Linked DNA regions of Homo sapiens: region 1 is linked to region 2. A link is an interaction called in ENCODE POLR2A ChIA-PET data of the cell type or tissue named here. Cell type or tissue: MCF 10A. All regions are shown on one strand. Each heading gives the region's core, and the rest is flanking DNA. Links, peaks and the distances in the headings are about the cores only.

Region 1 (9,015 bases), core at 1,701-5,700, 100 kb after region 2:
CTAAATGAAAGAACTGCTTTATCTAGACCATATGACCGATTGCATGAGCTACTCTGAATATATTTACCCTAGGCCTATACGCATAAGCCAGTTGATGACTCGAGTGAGCATCCTGATGTGTGAAAGTCTCACTTTTAAAAGTGTGAGCAGATGACAACAGCACGTGAAATAAAATCATGAATGCTGAGTTGATGGGGTATGAATAAATGCAACTGCCCTTCACGTGGATCGGTTCTTGAGAAAGCAGTCTTAACTGTTCCATAAGCACACCCTGCATAGACATGAAATGTGGTTGTTGAGATTCTGAGCAATGTACACAATTATTATCAGGCAGAAGCATTAAGCAATTCAATATATGACTGACAATAGTATTGTTTATATGCAAGCAAGCCATATTTTACATTGTTAGTTCTAGAACCTAGAATTCTTTCAGATATTGAGTTTGTCCTCCTCAAAGGTACATACGTTAAATTTATTTTATTGTGTTTATTTATTTGGAGTCAGAGTCTCACTGTGTTGCCCAGGCTGGTCTTAAAGTCCTGGCTTCAAGTGATCCTCCCTCCTTGGCCTCCCGAGTTGCTGGGATTACAGGAGTGAGCCACTGTGCCAAGCCCTCTCTGTTAAATTGACAGAGATCCAGGACACCCTGGGAAGTGAGATTCTGACTCCCAGAGAAGTTCAAACCACAAGCCACTGGTCTCCTCGCATTACTACCCACCCATCACCTGGGAAAAGCTGAGGAGTACGTCTCTCTGCTCTCAGCTCCACTAAATCTGACTGCCCAAGTCCCAAGGTAGCAGGAAATCTGGACAAGGAGATTGTCCTCTGCATAACCCAGCAATGTATGAGAACACGATAATGTCTTTTAATTGTTTGTGTGACTGTTTTCCTATAATGCCACAGAGTCCTTGAGGGTAGGCACTATGATTATTCATTAAATATCCCCAGCTCCTACCACAGTGCTGGGTATATAGGGAGTATTTAATCAATGTTTAATGATGTTCCAACAAATACTGGGGGTGTGAGTGTTGCTGATGGGGAGAACCTGGTGTAGGGGAAGGAAAATAGTGCAGTGAAAACACTCTGGGTGTCGAGCAGGATTCGAGCTGAGGGATAAGAAATGGGGTAGGGTTAAAGGAGGAGAGGAAAAGACCTGTGGTTCACTGGAGTCTGAATCTGAGGTGACCACTATAAAAGCTCATGTGAGAAGAGAATTCTCTACTCTGAGCAATGACCTAGAAATAGGCATTCCACAACTGTACTGTTTATCATCCCTCTGGCCCCTTCTTCCAGGTCCCCCAAAGCAAATGAATGAAGTTAACAATAAAGAAAGTGTCTCCATCCATTTGAGCTGCTACAACGGAATACCATAGAGTGGGTGGTGTTTTAAAAAAAAAAGTTTATAGCAGATTTATTGATAATAACCAAAAACTGAAAAAAAAAAAATTTTCAACAGATGACTGGTTAGACAAACTGCAGTAGAACAATACAGTGGAATACTGTAGTTATTACAAGTAATACAAAGAAACAAGCTAGTTATATTTGCATCAGTTTGAATGAATCTGAAAGGCACTAACAAAAGACAAAAGCCAATCTTAAAAGGTCACGTATTCCATTTCAGTTCTTTTTTTTTTTTTTGTGATGGAGTCTTGCTTTGTCACCCAGGCTGGAGTGCAGGGGCGCAGGGTCTCGGCTCACTGCAACCTCCGCCTCCTGGGTTCAAGTGATTCTCCTGCCTCAGCCTTCTGAGTAGCTGGGACTACAGATGCCTGCCACCATGCCCAGCTAATTTTTGTATTTTTAGTAGAGACAGGGTTTTGCTATGTTGCCCAGGCTGGTCTCGGAACTCCTGACCTCAAATGATCTGCCCGCTTTGGCATCCCAAAGTGCTGGGATTACAGGCGTGAGCCACCGCACCCAGCCAATAACATTCTTAAAATAACAAAGTAAGATGTCTTCAAAATGACAAACTTTTAGATAAGTAAAACAGAACAGCTTAGTGATTACCAAATAGTGACGGCGGGGGTGGTGGTGACTATGAAGGTTAGCACAAGGAAGTTCCTGTGGATTGATGGAACATTTCTGTATATTGGTTGTGCAAATTTATACATACGGTAAAATTGTGAAGAACTAAACGCATACACACACGAGTGCACGTAAAAAACTGGTAAAATCTGGACAAGGTCTGTAGTCTAGTTAATGGGATTTTCTAATGTCAATTTGCTTGTTTTAGGATTATACCGTAGTCACATGGGCTGTAAGCAATGGGGGAAGTTGGGAAAAGGTACACAGGACTCTACTATTTTTGCAACTTTCTGTTTCTTTTTATTTTTCAAAGTTCAAAATAATGTAGAAAGTTAACAAATTTTGCCAAACACTGAAACACTGATACAAATCTTTAAATTTGTACATTAGTTGAGGTCTCAAATGTCGTGTATCAGATTAATTAAAATGCTTTAAGCACTATCAGAATTGGAGCTGACAGTGTCTCCTTGGTATGTAATAAGATGGAAAGAGTGTTGGGCCCATACTGACATCTAGAAAAAAAGCAAGCTGATCTATGAAATCAGAACTTTTCTTGAACCTATGCGAGAATCGATGTTGCAGGCAAATAGCCTGAAATCGAAGGAAAGACACAGGAAGGAAAGACTTCCTGGGAAAGACAGGCACTTCCGCGGAAGGCAGGACACAATTACTGTCTTACCTAGGGCAGTGATGAGAAGGAAATTGGGCTGGCATTCAGGTGGGTGAGAATGTAGTCAAATTTGTAAGAATTGCTGAGATCTGAGTGTAGGATAGCATGAGAGTACAGCGCTTCTAAAAGCCAGAAACACAAAGGGACTGTGCGTCCATTCCCATGCTCCTCACAGAGCTCGTCACATGTCACACAGTGCTGGCCTCCCTCATGGTGCAGATGTTGGGGAGAGGAACAGCCAACACTGTGGAGCCACAGAAAGTCCCACCAGCATCCGTCTTACCGACAAAGCAAAAGCCTAAGCCACTGAGGGAAGGGCAGCAAACCCTCCTGCTGATACTGTAGATGAAGACCTATTGTAAGGGAGAAAAAGCTGAGCAAATTCTTCTCTACCTCTTGAGGGGAGATAGGAAAACCTCCTGGGCTCAGACCATTTGACATGCCTTACCACTCAGGGCAGGAGGACTGGGGGTTTTTCAACAACAGAAATTGATTTCTCTCAGTTCCGGAGGCTGGGAAGTTCGAGATCAAGGCGCTGGCAGATCTGGTGTCTGGCAAGGGCCCGCCTCCTGGTTTATAGATGGTGCCTTCTCATTGTGTTCTCACATGACAAAGGGGCAAGGCAGATCCTTGGGGCCCATTTTGTTACTTACTTTTCTTTTTTTGTCTGAGCCACAGCAGATCTCAATTTGGGGCCTTTTTTATAAAGGCACTAATCCCATTCATGAGGGTTCTACCCCCATGACCTAATGATCTCCAAACACCATCACGTTGAGGTTTAGGTTTCAAACAGAAAGTATAATTTTAAGTGTAAGAAAAACACTTGGCCGGGCACGGTGGCTCCTGCCTGTAATCCCAGCACTTTGGGAGGCCGAGGAGGGCAGATCATGAGGTCAGGAGATCGAGACCATCCTGGCTAACATGGTGAAACCTCGTATCTACTGGAAATACAGAAAAATTAGCCGGGTGTGGTGGTGGGCGCCTGCAGTCCCAGCTACTCTGGAGGCTGAGGCAGGAGAATGGTGTGAACCCAGGAGGCGGAGCTTGCAGTGAGCCGAGATCGCCACTGCACTCCAGCCTGGGTGACAGAGTGAGACTCTTGTCTTAAAAAAAAAAAAAAGAAAGAAAGAAAGAAAAAGAAAAGAAAAGAAAAGAAAAACACTCGACACTTTTCTTTCACTTTCCTCCCACGTAACCAACAAAACCACTCCAAGCTTGGCAGTTTCTTACCGGCTGGGATTCCCTCCAACTTTTTATTATCTAATAAGAGCTAAAGTCCTAAAACATGTCAGCACATTAGGAAATGTGACAGATTACTGGAATGATCTTTCACTGTGAATAATAGTCGTGGCATGGTAGCGAATATTCCCATGTTCGGGACTGGGTGTTTAGCACACTGAGAAGCGTTGGGAGAATAACAACAGAAGAGACTCACTTTAGAGCAAAAGCTTAGTAGGAGAGCCTGAGGGTAGATTTCAAGGCGTTGCCTGGTCCTGTTTATTTATTTATTTTTTTCAGCCTGTGACAAATCAAGGCATAAAGGAATAAATTTCATGCACAGCAAGCCTGGGAAGACTCACCCATCTGAGTAGGGAATAAATATAGGATAAATTGTTGGCAGAAAGCTTTCGATCGGATGAATTTTCTCTGAGCGAAAAGCCAAGCTTTCTCTAAGTCATTTTTACCCACATAGTCTTTTTCTCTGTATGCTCAGGAACAGTCAGAATCTGGGACTTTGGCAGTGGGCAGGAGATGAAGGTGTTGCCGGAGGGGAAAGACTGGAAGGAGGACGAGCACTGCCTACGACGCCTCATTTTCCTCAAAGCCCAAGAAAAACACCAGCAGCTGGTCCTGGCCTTGGAGCGCAACGGGACTATCAAAATGATCCAGGTTTACAATCCCACTTCATACTCGTACTGCAGGTGCCCTTTTTGGGAAAATCAAATGAGTCAGTGGATAATCCCCACCATGTAACCCCGCTCTTGGTAGCCAGCTGAAGATGGTATTTATCCTCAGCCTTCCCGTGATGCTCCTCATTAACTTTGCCCAGGTTTAGGCAAAGAGCAAAAAACAATCGCTGCCCAGCCACGGCATGCTGCCCATCAAGCTTCCGCTGAAGGGTTAGTCAGGGTCTCCTAAGGCAGGTGTCAGGAAGGCTAAATTTATACTCAGCTGCCACCTCTGACATGCTTTATACGCTCATATGGGAATAATTCACTGGCAGAACTGCTTTCCAGCAGGCTCTGTCCCTTATAACCCATAATGCATTCAGGAATGCTCAAGTCACTTTTCCAGTTTGTCACCAAAATCGCTTTGTTTATTTTAAGGTTAATGACGCAATCTGCTCAGGGCTGTTTGGGGAGGATTGAGGTAGGCTAATTTATTTTTCCTATGACTCTATTACCACCTGGGAATGCTAATGCCCTCTTCAAATTTATAATGAAGACTAGATCATTTATCCTGGCTATTGAGCGGATCTCACCCCATCACCTCGAACTCAAGAACTCATTGCCTTTACCCTTTTGAAAGCTAAGATCAGAAAAGAAAAGTCTTGTATAGCACAGCAATCATGAAGCACCAGCTTAAGATAACTGATGACCTAAGAATGGGGAAAAAGGAGTGAAAAACCTGCCTGATGTAATATACTCTTCTCTTGTCTGAGTAATCCAAAATGGCACTGTAGAAAGGAATTTCTTAGTAATAATACACTCTACAATGAACGAAATGTTGACTTTTGCTTTACAAAGTGCCATTGTTCATCAGGATGCCCTTCCTACCAGACAATGTCTGTTGTCACAAATGCTCCTTTTTTAAGGGCTGCAAAAAGTAGCATGGAACTATTCACTCACCAAAATTGTTTTTAGTTCTACTGTAGCATTTTTCACATTGATTATTCTGGTTCTGCATTTAGAACCTGCAGATTGATCTTGGTAGGAACTGAAAACCTCTCTTATTTATATTTGTATTCTTGGCCATGCCCAGAGTAGGTGCTCATTAAGGATTAAAATAATTTTAAAAATAAATAGAGAAAGAACCTCTTCTAAAGTAGACAATAGTACATTTATGAGGGGTATTTGGAGAACTTTTATTAATGTTGGAGCGGGCAGCTTTATAATATAATGTTGAAAGTATCCTTATTTACTTATTATTATTAGTGTATTACTATTATTTACTTTATTATTATATCTGCCTATTTGAAATAAAATAATTTGATTTACATACTTATTTTCTAGAATACTTTCATTCATTCATTTTTTTCAATGACCAGTTACCAAATATTTGCCATGTTCCAGAAGGATATTCCCTTTCACCATGAAATGCATAATTTAATAAGGGGGCAGTGATCCACCTACTACAAGTGTTGTGAGTGCTTTCACAAAGTGTCTCAGAAGCTTGTATGGTGGGATGGTTGTCAGACTAATCTGGTAGCCAGGCCATTTTTTTTCCAACTAAAAAGGGAACAAGCTTTATAATAAATTTCTTTCCCTAAATTCCAAACCCCATTTCTCTGTTTGCCCAGAAACTGGAAGGTGGGCAGGTGGAAGTTGGAGCTGAGAGTGGAATGGAGGAAAGATAAACCCAACCTCTATCTCTCTATCTTCCTAGATTCCCAGCTGCCTTAAAAACAAAAACAAAAACAAAAAAACAAACACCCCCATCCCGGCTCCACAAAACCAAAAAGCCAAAACCTGCTTCAGTGATCACATTCAGTTATTCAGGAAACATCGCTGATGCATTATGAGCTGAGAAGGGTCTCCAAAGTATCATGTACTTTTAAATGTGTTCAGACAGTCCTTAACGGCTTAAATATAATATCTCTCTTATGCTTCTGTTCTTGGTTTTATTTTCTCAAGTCTCAGAAAAACCCTTGTGCAACTGCCCGCTCTGGGCACAAATCATCACTGTGCTGAATATTCTGGGCATGATTTCCTAGCCACGTAACAAGAGGGCAGACCGTAAATTGACTGGTCTATTAATACAACTTCATAGAAAACAAGAGAAGAAAACAACAATTCTTCTCATAATCTCAGTTTTAAGGGGATAGAATTGCATTCTGCCTATATGAAACCTTTGGCAAATTTGAGAAAAATTTGCCCCCAAGCCATTGTTGACAAAACCATAGGTTGGTGAGAGATTACTGTTCTAACATGATAAACAAAGCACTATGGGGGTTCCAGGAAGATGATTAATTGACCCCAAAATCATTCAAATTCTAAAGACCCACTTACTTCCCTTCCTTTTAACCACAGTGCTTTATGAATCTACTCATATAGCTGTATTTCTGTGTCCTTTAAAGTAAATGATCTTTCTTTATGAAGCAATTAACATAATAATGCTCTTAGCATTATATGAACTGCTGTTTTCCTAATCAATTCCTAAAGACCTACCAGCCAATTCCAATATAACATAAAAGATTTCACCAATTAGAGATGAAATGTAGAAAATAAGGGTAACTTTTCACAAAGCTACTTTTACTTCATTTAAATTTTAAGATTATATCTTTCCTACTGTTTTATATTACTATAGCCTTTCTTTTCATAAAATAATGGTAGTAGAGTTTCCCATCTCCTTCTCCCTCATGTCCTCACTTGGTAAAATTGAATGTTGGTAACTCTAGGTCAATCTTCAAAAGGTGTTTTGTAAATTCTGCTGCTCTGTGAATTCAGAAAGTCTGAGAGCCACTGTCATAGGAGGTTCCATTGAAACCGGTTAAACCTATTAAAAACCACTGTTGGGCTGGATATAGTGGCTCATGCCTGTGATCTCAGCACTTTGGGAGGCCAAGGCAGGAGGATAGCTTGAGGTTAGGAGTTTGAGACCAGCCTGGGCAACATAGTGAGACACCATCTCTACCAAAAAATGTAAAAATTAGCCAGGCATGGTGTCACACACCTGTAGTCTCAGCTACTTGGGGAGCTGAGGTGGGAGAATTGCTTGATCCTGGGAAGTCAAGGCTGCAGTGAGCCAAAATTGCACCACTGCACTCCAGCCTGGGCGACAGAGCAAGACTCTGTCTCAAAAAGACACACACACAAAAAACAAACCACTGTCAATAACTCATACCACCAGGTGGGCACATAAATCTAACTAAGCTATTACTCAGTGTCAATATCTGGTCACTCTTGAGATATTGCTGAGATTCATTCCTTCTATCCCACAATGGCACAAACTGTAAACAAAGAATCCACCAGTACGTAGGAGTACTATGGGCCCATACTTTTAAATTAACATGGATATGAAGTAACAGAGGCCTTAGGGCAACACCTAAAATCAAAGCTTTAAAAAATGGAAGGACTTTTATCCATCAACTAGCTAAAGCCCTCATTTTGCAAATAAGAAAAATAGGGCCAAAGAAGGTATGTACCTTGCCCGAGGTCCCACAAGAACTAAGACTAGAAACTGGCTGTCTTCACTCCTAGACCAATATTCTCTCCACTTTTCCATAGCTGCTTTTCAACATAGAAAGAGTCCTGTTCTGCAAGCAAAATAATTGACCTTAAAATTTTGACTTTTATTCTCATATAACAATTCAAAAATTAAAAATTAATGGCCTCTCATCAATAATAACCAGTTAGAAAATATAAATATGGCCCAGCATGGTGGCTCACGCCTGTAATCTCAGCAGTTTGGAAGGCCAAGGCAGGCAGATTGCTTGAGGCCAGGAGTTCAAGACCATCCTGGCCAATATGGCAAAACTCCATCTCTACAAAAAATACAAAAATTAGCCGGGTGTAGTGGTGCATGCCTGTAGTCCCACCTACCTGGGAGACTGAGGTGGGAGGATCACCTGAGCCTGGAAGGCAGAGATTGCAGTGAGCCAAAATAGCACCACTACACTCCCGACTGGGCGACAGAGCAAGGCACTGTCACACACACTCACGAAAGAAAACATAAAGATAGTACAGGTGGAATAAATGATCACATCACAATAGCAAACAAAAGTATAAGGTACCTAAAATAAACGTAGCAAGAACCATGCAAAAGTTTTGTGGAAATAAATCTTAAAGGATGTGAAAAAAATCTGAATAAATGGAGAGATATACCACATCCACAGATGGGATATGGCAAAGGTATCATTATTACATTCAAATTAAAAATAAAAGCTTGTCTAAAAAAACAAAGTGAAAAGACAAGTCACAGACCGTGAAAAGACCATTGCACTCTAGCTAACTGAAGAAGGGTTAGGAACCAGGATATATAAAGAAACCCCCAAAATGCAGAAAAAAAACTCCACAGATTAGAAAAATGAACAAAGGACAGGTAAGGAAATCCAGATGGCTCGCAGACACATGAAAAAATGTTCAACTCACAACACTCAG
Region 2 (9,015 bases), core at 2,569-6,568:
GAGCTCTGGTCATCTAAAAGTGTGTGGCAACTCCGCCATCCCACTCTCTCTCTCTCTCTCTCCCTATCTGGTTGTCGCCATGTGAGATGCCTGCTCTCACTTTGCCTTCCACCATGAGTAAAAGCTCCCTGAGGCCTCCCCAGAAGCTGAGTAGATGCCAACACCATGCTTCCTGTACAGCCTGCAGAACTGTGAGCCAATTAAATCGCTTTTCTTTATAAATTACCCAGTCTCAGGTATTTACAGCAGTGCAAGAACAGCCTAATACACAGCATAAGGACAAACATGTAGACCAATGGAATAGAATAGAGAGCCAAGATATAAACTCTTACATATATGGTCCATTGATTTTTGACAAGGATGCCAAGGCCATTCAATGGGGAAAGGAGGAAAGGACAGTCTTTTCAACAAATGATGCTGGGAAAACTGCATATCCATGTGCAAATGAATGAAGTTGGAGCCTTACATTATATCATATATAAAAATTAACTCAAAATTGATTGGAGACCTATATGTAAAAGCTAAAACTATAAAACTTTTAGAAGAAAACTTCTTGGGTATGACACCAAAAGCACAGGCAACAGGAGAAAAATAGCTAAATTGGACTTTATCAAAATTAAAAACTGTTATGCATCAAAGGGCACTATCAAAAGAGTGAAAAGACAGCACAGCAAATGGGAGAAATACTTGCAAGTCATATATCTGATAAGGCATCAATATTATAAAGACCCCCTACAACTCAACAACAAAAAACTCCACACAACCCAATTCAGAAATAGGCAAAGGATCTGAGTAGACATTACTCCAAAAATATACTAATGGCCTAAAAGCACATGGAAGGAAACTTACTGTGATTAGTCATTAGGGAAATGCAAATCAAAGCCACAATGACATACCACTTCACACCTACTAGAAGGGCTATCATCAAAAAACAAAACAAAACACAAAAACAAGTGTTGGTTTTTGTGTGGAGATGTGTAGAAATTAGAACCCTGTCGTACTGCTGATGGGAATGTGAAATGGTGTGGCTCCTGTGGAAGACAATTTGGTAGTTCCACAAAAAGTTAAACATAGAATTATTGTGAGCTCATTCCTGTAATCCCAGTGCTTTGGGAAGCTTAAGCAGGATGATCACTTGAGGCCAAGAGTACAATGACCAGCCTGGGCAACATAGTAAGACCCCATCTCTTCAGAAAAAAATAAAAAATTAGCTGGGTGTGGTGGCACATACCTGTAGTCTCACCCAACTATTCAGGAGGCTGAGGCAGAAGGATCCCTTGAGCCCAGGAGTTTGAGGTTGCAGTGAGCTGTGATCGTGTCACTGCGCTCCACCCTGGGCAAGAGAGTGAGACCCTGTCTCAAAACAAAAAAAATTGCCATATGATCTAGCAATCCTATTCCTAGGTATATACACAAAAGAATTGAAAGCAGGGACTCAAACAGGTATTTGTATACTTATGTTCATAATAGGATTATTCAAAATAGCCAAAAAATAGAAACAACTCAAATGCCCATCAACAGATGAATGATACATGGAATGTGATATATACATACAATGGAATATTATACAGCCATATTTTAAAAGAAATGAAATTCTAGTACATGCTACAACATGGATGAACCTTGAAAACATTACGATAAGGGAAATAAGCCAAACACAAAAGGACAAATATTATATGATCCCAATGATATGAGGTACCTATAACAGGCAAATTCACAGAGACAGAAAGTAGAATGGTGGTTACCAGAAGCTGAGAAGAGGGAAGAATAAGAAGTTAGTGTTTAATGGGTAGAGAGTTTCTGTTTAAGATGACGAAAAAATTCTGGAGACGAATAGTAGTAATGGTTGCACAAGATTGTAAATGTACACAATGCCACTGAATGGTATACTTAAAAATGGTTAGAAAGGAAAATTTTATGTTATGTATATTTTACCACTTTTTTTTTTAAAAAAAGAAAAAAGCATGTGCAAATTGTGCCTGCATTTCACTCTCTCAGAGTGGGAGAAATAAACTACTATAACCAGTTGAGGAAGCAAGCTGAACTCAGTATGCTGCAACCAAAAAGCAGCTTGTTCTCCCTACTCATTTCAAATGTTTTCTGACCATTTGCTCCTTCCTGCCCTTAGATGGAATTTTGGCAGCTTCCAAAGCTTTTCTGCTCCCTTGCAGTTGACATCAAGGCCAGCACATTGTAATGCTGAAAAGCTAAAACTCACGGAAAACTCGCTTGTCCACACCCTCCAAGATACAGCCAGCCTCAGGCCTGGAGAACTTCTGTGAGGGTGGAGGTGAGAAGGAAAACAACTTTAGCTTCCCCCATTTTCTTGATCCGCTCGCTACCTGTAGATGCTGCTCTGGGCCCCTTTGAGATTGTGAGGGAAAAAAAATCTTCCTTGATTGGTTAAGTTGTAGTCTGATATTGGTGCTCTCTGCCAGGCACGGTGGCTCACGCCTGTAATCCCAGCACTTTGGGAGGCCGAGATGGGCAGATCACTTGAGGTCAGGAGTTCGAGACCAGCCTGGCCAACATGGTGAAATCCTATCTCTACTAAAAATATGAAAATTAGCCAGGTGAGGTGGCATGCACCTGTAATCCCAGCTACTCAGGAGGCTGAGTCAGAAGAATCACTTGAACCCAGGAGACAGCAATCCAGCCTGGGCAACAGATTGCAACTTTGTCTTTTAAAAATAATTGATATTAGTGCTCTCTGGTTGTAGCAAGTTTTAAATGTTGGGTTTTTCTCTTCTAGGATGATTTTCAGGTTCTCTAGAGAAATTGAGATCTCTGGCATCTTTCTCACACAACTCTCTCGACAGAGGCAATGCCTTTAGTAGCTGTCTGCTGGGATCTCACTCTCTGACCCTGCTTGGGGACCCTCCCAAGCTGACCCAGTCTGGCCCCTCTACTGAGAGTCTAGCGTCTGTTCCTCTGTACATATGTATGCATCTTTTGCCCTGCCAAATTCTGGAAGTGGTCTGCTGCAGAGAGCTGGCCAGCCCCAGACTCTCCCTGTCAGTGCCCCTGGGATGGAAAGAAATGGGGAGATGTCATGGCTCCTCCATGCTGAACACTCTCTCTGTGGAAGTGCTCATTAAGGATATCCTTGAGCTCCTAATGAACTCGTTGCCTTCTCTTAAATAGTTTGAAGGTGAGCAGGAGCTAATGCTTGCGGAACTGGTTCCCAGTGACTGCACACATCCTCCCGCGTGGGCCGTCTAGCCTGTCCTTTAGACAGAAAGAGGTTCATTTAAAACCCTCTAAACACCCTCTTACATTGGAACATTAAATTATCACAATACCTATATTCCAAGGAAGTCCTTTGCAAAGTATAGGGGAGCGAGGAATGGAGACACGTTTCATTTGACATTCTTGTTTGGAAACTGATAACCCCTAGCCTTCTGCATCATAAGGGGACAACAGAGAGGGAACTTCCATCAAGCATTCCTTTTCCCAGGGTTGAGACACATTCTTCCCTGGCCCCTCTAACCTTGGTCTCTGGTGAGCAGCAGAAGAGCCCTTACTGAAAATCTTGTGAAACATGTATGCACTTTTCCTACCTTAGGAAATGCAATTTAGTGGATGTGCTTGAACTTTTTTTTAAAAAAAGGAGAATCTAGCATGCCTTAAGTTTCTGAATGTCAATGCTCCTGGTGCATACAGCTCCTCAGATGGGTGAGATGTAGGGATCAGCTTAATACATAAACTGTGTATCTGTCCACATCCACTCAACCCCCAAATACATACATTTGTTTTTAAAATAAAATCTCACTTGTTACATTGCTGTTAAAAAATGGAGTTTATGGCTGGGCACAGTGACTCATACCTGTAATCCCAGCACTTTGGGAGGCTGAGGCGGACGGATCACGAGGTCAGGAGATCGAGACCATCCTGGCTAACATGGTGAAACCCCGTCTCTACAGAAAAAATTAGCCGGGCGTGGTAGCAGGCACCTGTAGTCCCAGCTACTCAGGAGGCTGAGGCGGGAGAATGGCGTGAACCCAGGAGGTGGAGCTTGCAGTGAGCCGAGATCGCGCCACTGCACTCCAGCCTGGGTGACAGAGCAGGACTCCGTCTTAAAAAAAAAAAATGCAGTTTACATGACAGAGGAGGTAGGGAAGAGTAAACAATTTCCAGAAGAAACTGGTTAGTGAAGTTATGATTAATTTACATATATATATATATCTCCACACCAACACCCATTATAGTGGAAGTTTGGTACACTGGGGTCAAAGAGAACATTTATAAGTTTCCTGAGGGAGGAAGATTAAAACAAGCTATGGACAAAGCATCAGGGATCAGAATAGCTTATAATCAGCAACGGAAGCTGATCAGAATACAGTCCTTCTAACAGCAACACTAGAAGCAAAAAGACAATGGAGTAATATCTTCAAAATATTTAAAGAAAATAATTTCCAACCTAAAATTCTGTACCCAACCAAATATCAACAAAGTGCAAGGAAAGATCAGGATGTTTTCAGATATGCAACTATCAAAAACATATCTATCTTCCAGGCCCTATTTCTGAATATGAGTCACCAAAATGAGGGAATAAATCATGGTGAGGAAAGACATAGTATATAAGCTTGAGGATGAGGGAATTCTCAAAATGATGATGAAGGGGGATGGTAGCAGGACAGCCATGCCCCTGTGTGTATAAGGCATCAGTCCAGACTGCAGGGATATGACTCAAGAGACAGCCGTGTTGAGGAGTGTGGTCACCAAGATGGCTTCTGCTCTTGTGTCATCTTTTTATTCTGAAAATGTAAGGGTGAGCCTTGCCCAGATTCTTAACAGTACCTGGTCACCAAGGGCCATGTACTGTTGAAGCTCCTGCCTACCTCTTTGTCCCCTGCCATAGGCATTAGCTGAGTATACTCATTTCACCGCAAAGGAGTTCTTCATTGATTTATCCTGGAAACTGGAGTTGGCCATCATGAACCCAGAAGCAGAAAATCCAGAGCAACCTATTGCTCCAATAGCATTTCTGCCAGATGACTGGTACCAGGCCTACACAACAGACCAGCTGAGGACCCAACCATGGGCCTTGTGTCATGGTAGCACTCCTTCCTCATACGGGCCCTTATAACATTCATGGAAGCTGAAGCCAAACTAACTCACAGCAATTATTCCACCTGCTTTTTTCTAGAGTCTTTTTCTGACAGTGCCAATATCATTTCTTTGTTTACACAGCTAGGTGTGTGTTTGCCTCTGGCTCTTTAAAATGACTGCCTTTCATGGTCATTTATATGTAAAAAATAATAAAATAGCAAAATACTTCATTGAGAAAAATAGGTATTAAAGAAAAATATACACTTATGAAGGACATTAGAAACACAGGGACAGGTTTATGAAGTTGTACATTAAAATTTAAATAATGTGCATAGTTCTGTTGAAACTAAAATTATCAAAGTATGTGGTCTGGGCTTAGAAGGCAATTTTCTAAAATTAATAGTTTTGTAAGAGTGTAGGAACATGAGTGATTTTCAATGTTCTTTAAATCTGTGGCCACATCATTTCCGCAACCGAGAAAATATAAGCACAAATGCATCCGGTAGCTCTATAAATGACCATAATAGCTGTGACTTGCTCCTGCATATAACAGCAAAGATGTTCCCAAAAGCTTCTGCCATAATGTGCATTTATACCTACTATCAACACGTCTCCTCCTCCTACTCTGTTTAGCCCACCATTCCACTGAGGTAGGCTTTCTCAAGGTCACTAGCATCCACGTTCCAATGGTTAATTTTCAGTCCTCATCTTACGTAGGCCCTCAGCAGTACTTGGCAAGGTTGACTGCTCCTTCATACTTTAATGCTTATCCATAGATATTTCAGTATCTGGTTCTAAAATACAACATCACATAAATAACAGTGCTATGGTCCAAACGTTTATGTCCCCCCGAAATTCATATGTTGAAACCTAACTCCAAGGTGATGGTACTAAGAGTTGGAACCTTTCGGAGGTCATTAGGTCATGAGGGTTTCACCCCCATAAATGGGATTAGTGCCTTCATGACAGGGCTTGAGGGGACCTGTTTGTCCCTTCCACCATATGAGGACACCTAAAAGGCACCATCTATGAGGAACAGGCCCTCACTAGATACAGAATCTGCTGGAGCCTTGATTTTGGACTTCCCAGCCTTCAGAACTGGGAGAAATTTCTGTTGTTGATAAATTATCCAGTCCAAGGCATTTTGTTATAGCAGCAGGAATGGACTAAGACAAACAATATAACATAAAATATAATTATTAAATCTAAACAATGAACAATAATTTATTATTATCATCAAATATCTACTTGGCGTTCCAATTTCCAATTGTCTCATGTATTTTAAACTCTTTTTAAGTTTGGTTGTTGAGTCAAGATCTAAATACAGTCCACACACTGTGGTTGGATGGTGTTTCTTTAAAGTCCTTTTTAATCTATAGCTCCCCTCCTCCTTCCTTTTGTCTTCCTATGCAATTTCTTTATTGAATAAACTGGATTATCCATCCAGTGGCTCTTTCCTTTTCAAAACAGCTTTTCTTCTTGGCTTCTAGGATGATCCTTTCTCTTGGTTCTCCTTGTACCTCACTAGCCACTCCTATTTACTCAGTGGTTCTTCTTGATCACTCTGCCCTCCCAACACTGGCATGCTCAGGGTTTGATCCTCACCTTGCCTTCTTCTTTATCTGCATTGATTCCCAGGTGATCTCATCCAGCCTAATGGCTTTAAATACAATGCCGTCTGAATGCTGATGACTCCCAAGCTCTCCCCTGAACCCTGGATTCTTACGTCTGGTTATTCAACATCCACAATTGTTTATCTAATAGAATTCTCAAACTTAACATATCCTGAACTGAATCCTAATTTCCCCCACTCCCCACAATCTGCTCCTTCTATTGGATTCCTCCCTCCCAAACATAGGAAATTATAATTCCATCCTTTTGATTTCTTAGGGCCAGGATCCCTGGAGTTGTCCCTGATCCTTCTCTTGCTCTCATACCCCCATCTGATCTATTAGCACACCTGTCACATCTACCTTCACACAATCTGACCACTTCGCACAACCTCCGTCACTAGTGCCCTAATCTCAACCACTGTCATCTCTTACTTGCATTACTGAAATTTCCACTTAACTGCCTTCCCGGCTTCTACCCTCTCTCCCTTTCAGTTTATTCTCCGCAAAGCAGCTGGAATGATTCTTTTCAAATGCACGTCAGATCATGTCACTGTTCTGCTCAAAAACATCCCATCTCAGAGTAAAAGCCAAAGTCCTAAAACAGCCAATAAGATCCTACGTGATCTGGATGCCACCCCCTGACTCTCTTGCCTTCTCTCTCTACCTCTCTCTCTCATCCCACACCACCTCAGTCACACTGGCCTCTGTCGTTTCTCAGATATGTGAAGCACACACCAATCTCAGGACTTTACGCCTGCTGTCCCTAGAACATCCTTCTACCATTTATCCACATGACTTGCTACCTCACTTCTTTCAGGTTTCTGCCCAGAAATCTTTCTATTAATGGGGAATTCCCTGATCTCCCTACCTCTTTTACTTTGATTTTTACCCCCACCCTAATACACACAAAATTCCTCTCTCTTCGTAGCACAATTGCTCACTGATACATTATTTATTTGTTTGTCTGTCTTCTGCATTAGTCTATAAACTTGAGAAGCTATTTTATTCACTGCTGTATCCTTAGTGTCTAAAACAGCCTCTAGCATGAAGTGTGTATTCAGTAAATATTTCCTAGATGAATTAATGGTGAATGCATTAGAATTGTAGGAAGAGTGGTTCTCCAGACATCACTGTACAGTGGTTTGAAAGCTTTAAAGGAAAAAGGAGGAGAAACAAATGGGGTTGGGGGATTTTTCTTTAAATAAAATCTTACTGCGCTCTCCTAACAGATAGTTAGAGGTGGACACCAAGAAGACAGTACTGGAATTGGAGGTGCTCTGAAATGCCATCTGCTTCATCTCTGAATGCAAGTTCTTGAAGAATGTTTTAAAAGATGGACTACCAAGGGGTAGGAAATTTATCTAACTCACCTAAGCCATAGGAAGTTAACTAATTGTTGAGAAACATTAAACAACTTCTCCTTCCCATAAAAAGTTGAAAATTGGAAAACCGGAGTCAATAGCATTTGGACTAAGTCGGATTGGAGATTGCAATGACTGGGAAGGAGATGTGCAGAAAGGCCTCTTCTAATTCATCTGACCTCTTACCTTGAAAAGCTGTCCTCATAATCAGAAGCCACTCCTTCCTTATCCTTGGCTCACTTTATTATTTCAATCGAAGGACAATGCACAAAGGAAGAAGAGCATTTGTATTCCCTATGACCTCTAAAAATGTTTGTGGTAGAAATGACAGGTGCTGAAATACATTTCATCTTTAGAAGTTCGAATTTCCATATCCAGTACAGTGGCAAGAATAAGTGTGAATATTACTTTTTTTTTTTTTTGAGAGGAAGTCTCACTCTGTCACCCAGGTTGGAGTGCAGTGGTGTGATCTCAACTCACTGTAACCTCTGACTCCCAGGTTCAAGTGATTCTCTTGCCTCAGCCTCCTGAGTAGCTGAGATCACAGGTGCCCGCCACCACATCCAGCTAATTTTTGTATTTTTAGTAGAGACGGGGGTTTCACCATGTTGGCCAGGCTGGTCTTGAACTCCTGACCTCAGGTGGTCCACCCACCTCGGCCTCCCAAAGTGCTGGGATTACAAGAATGAGCCGCCGTGCCTGGCCAAACTTTACTTTCCGCGGTATTGTGAGGAAGGCAAAAGGTTTGAGGTGAGAAGAGATACACGAGGGAGAAAGTATTACCCAGTTTTCTTACTTGTTATTTACTCATTCCTTTTCCCTCTCAAGCAGTATACACAACACACACATGTGCACGCGCACACACACACACAGTCTGTGGGGAAAAAAATATCTCAATCTCCTCCTTATGAAGGAAGTAGGATGTTACAGAGATATTATGATGCAATGAGGACCCTATGAAGGACACTGATGACATTGTGAGGTCAGGA

Evidence for each region. ChIA-PET counts read pairs that join two places held together with the same protein. Peaks named below come from ENCODE experiments on the same cell type or tissue, not always from the same donor. Only the 100,000 strongest peaks of a DNase experiment are listed, where the experiment ranks them.
Region 1: POLR2A ChIA-PET joins it to region 2 with 5 read pairs; 6 of 35 experiments call an interaction of 5 or more read pairs at or near these places.

Annotation. Positions count from the first base shown.
Region 1 is chr1:241,745,138-241,754,152 of GRCh38, forward strand. It overlaps WDR64 (WD repeat domain 64), which reads left to right. Exons shown (of 28, transcript NM_001367482.1): 14 at 4,410-4,585. Among named protein-coding and RNA genes, the nearest start is that of WDR64, 97 kb to the left of the region's middle. In MCF 10A, for the core only: no CTCF peak of the experiment used is centred there; a DNase peak (open chromatin) is centred at 4,104.
Region 2 is chr1:241,643,231-241,652,245 of GRCh38, forward strand. No RefSeq gene overlaps it. Among named protein-coding and RNA genes, the nearest start is that of WDR64, 4.5 kb to the right of the region's middle. In MCF 10A, for the core only: no CTCF peak of the experiment used is centred there; a DNase peak (open chromatin) is centred at 4,641.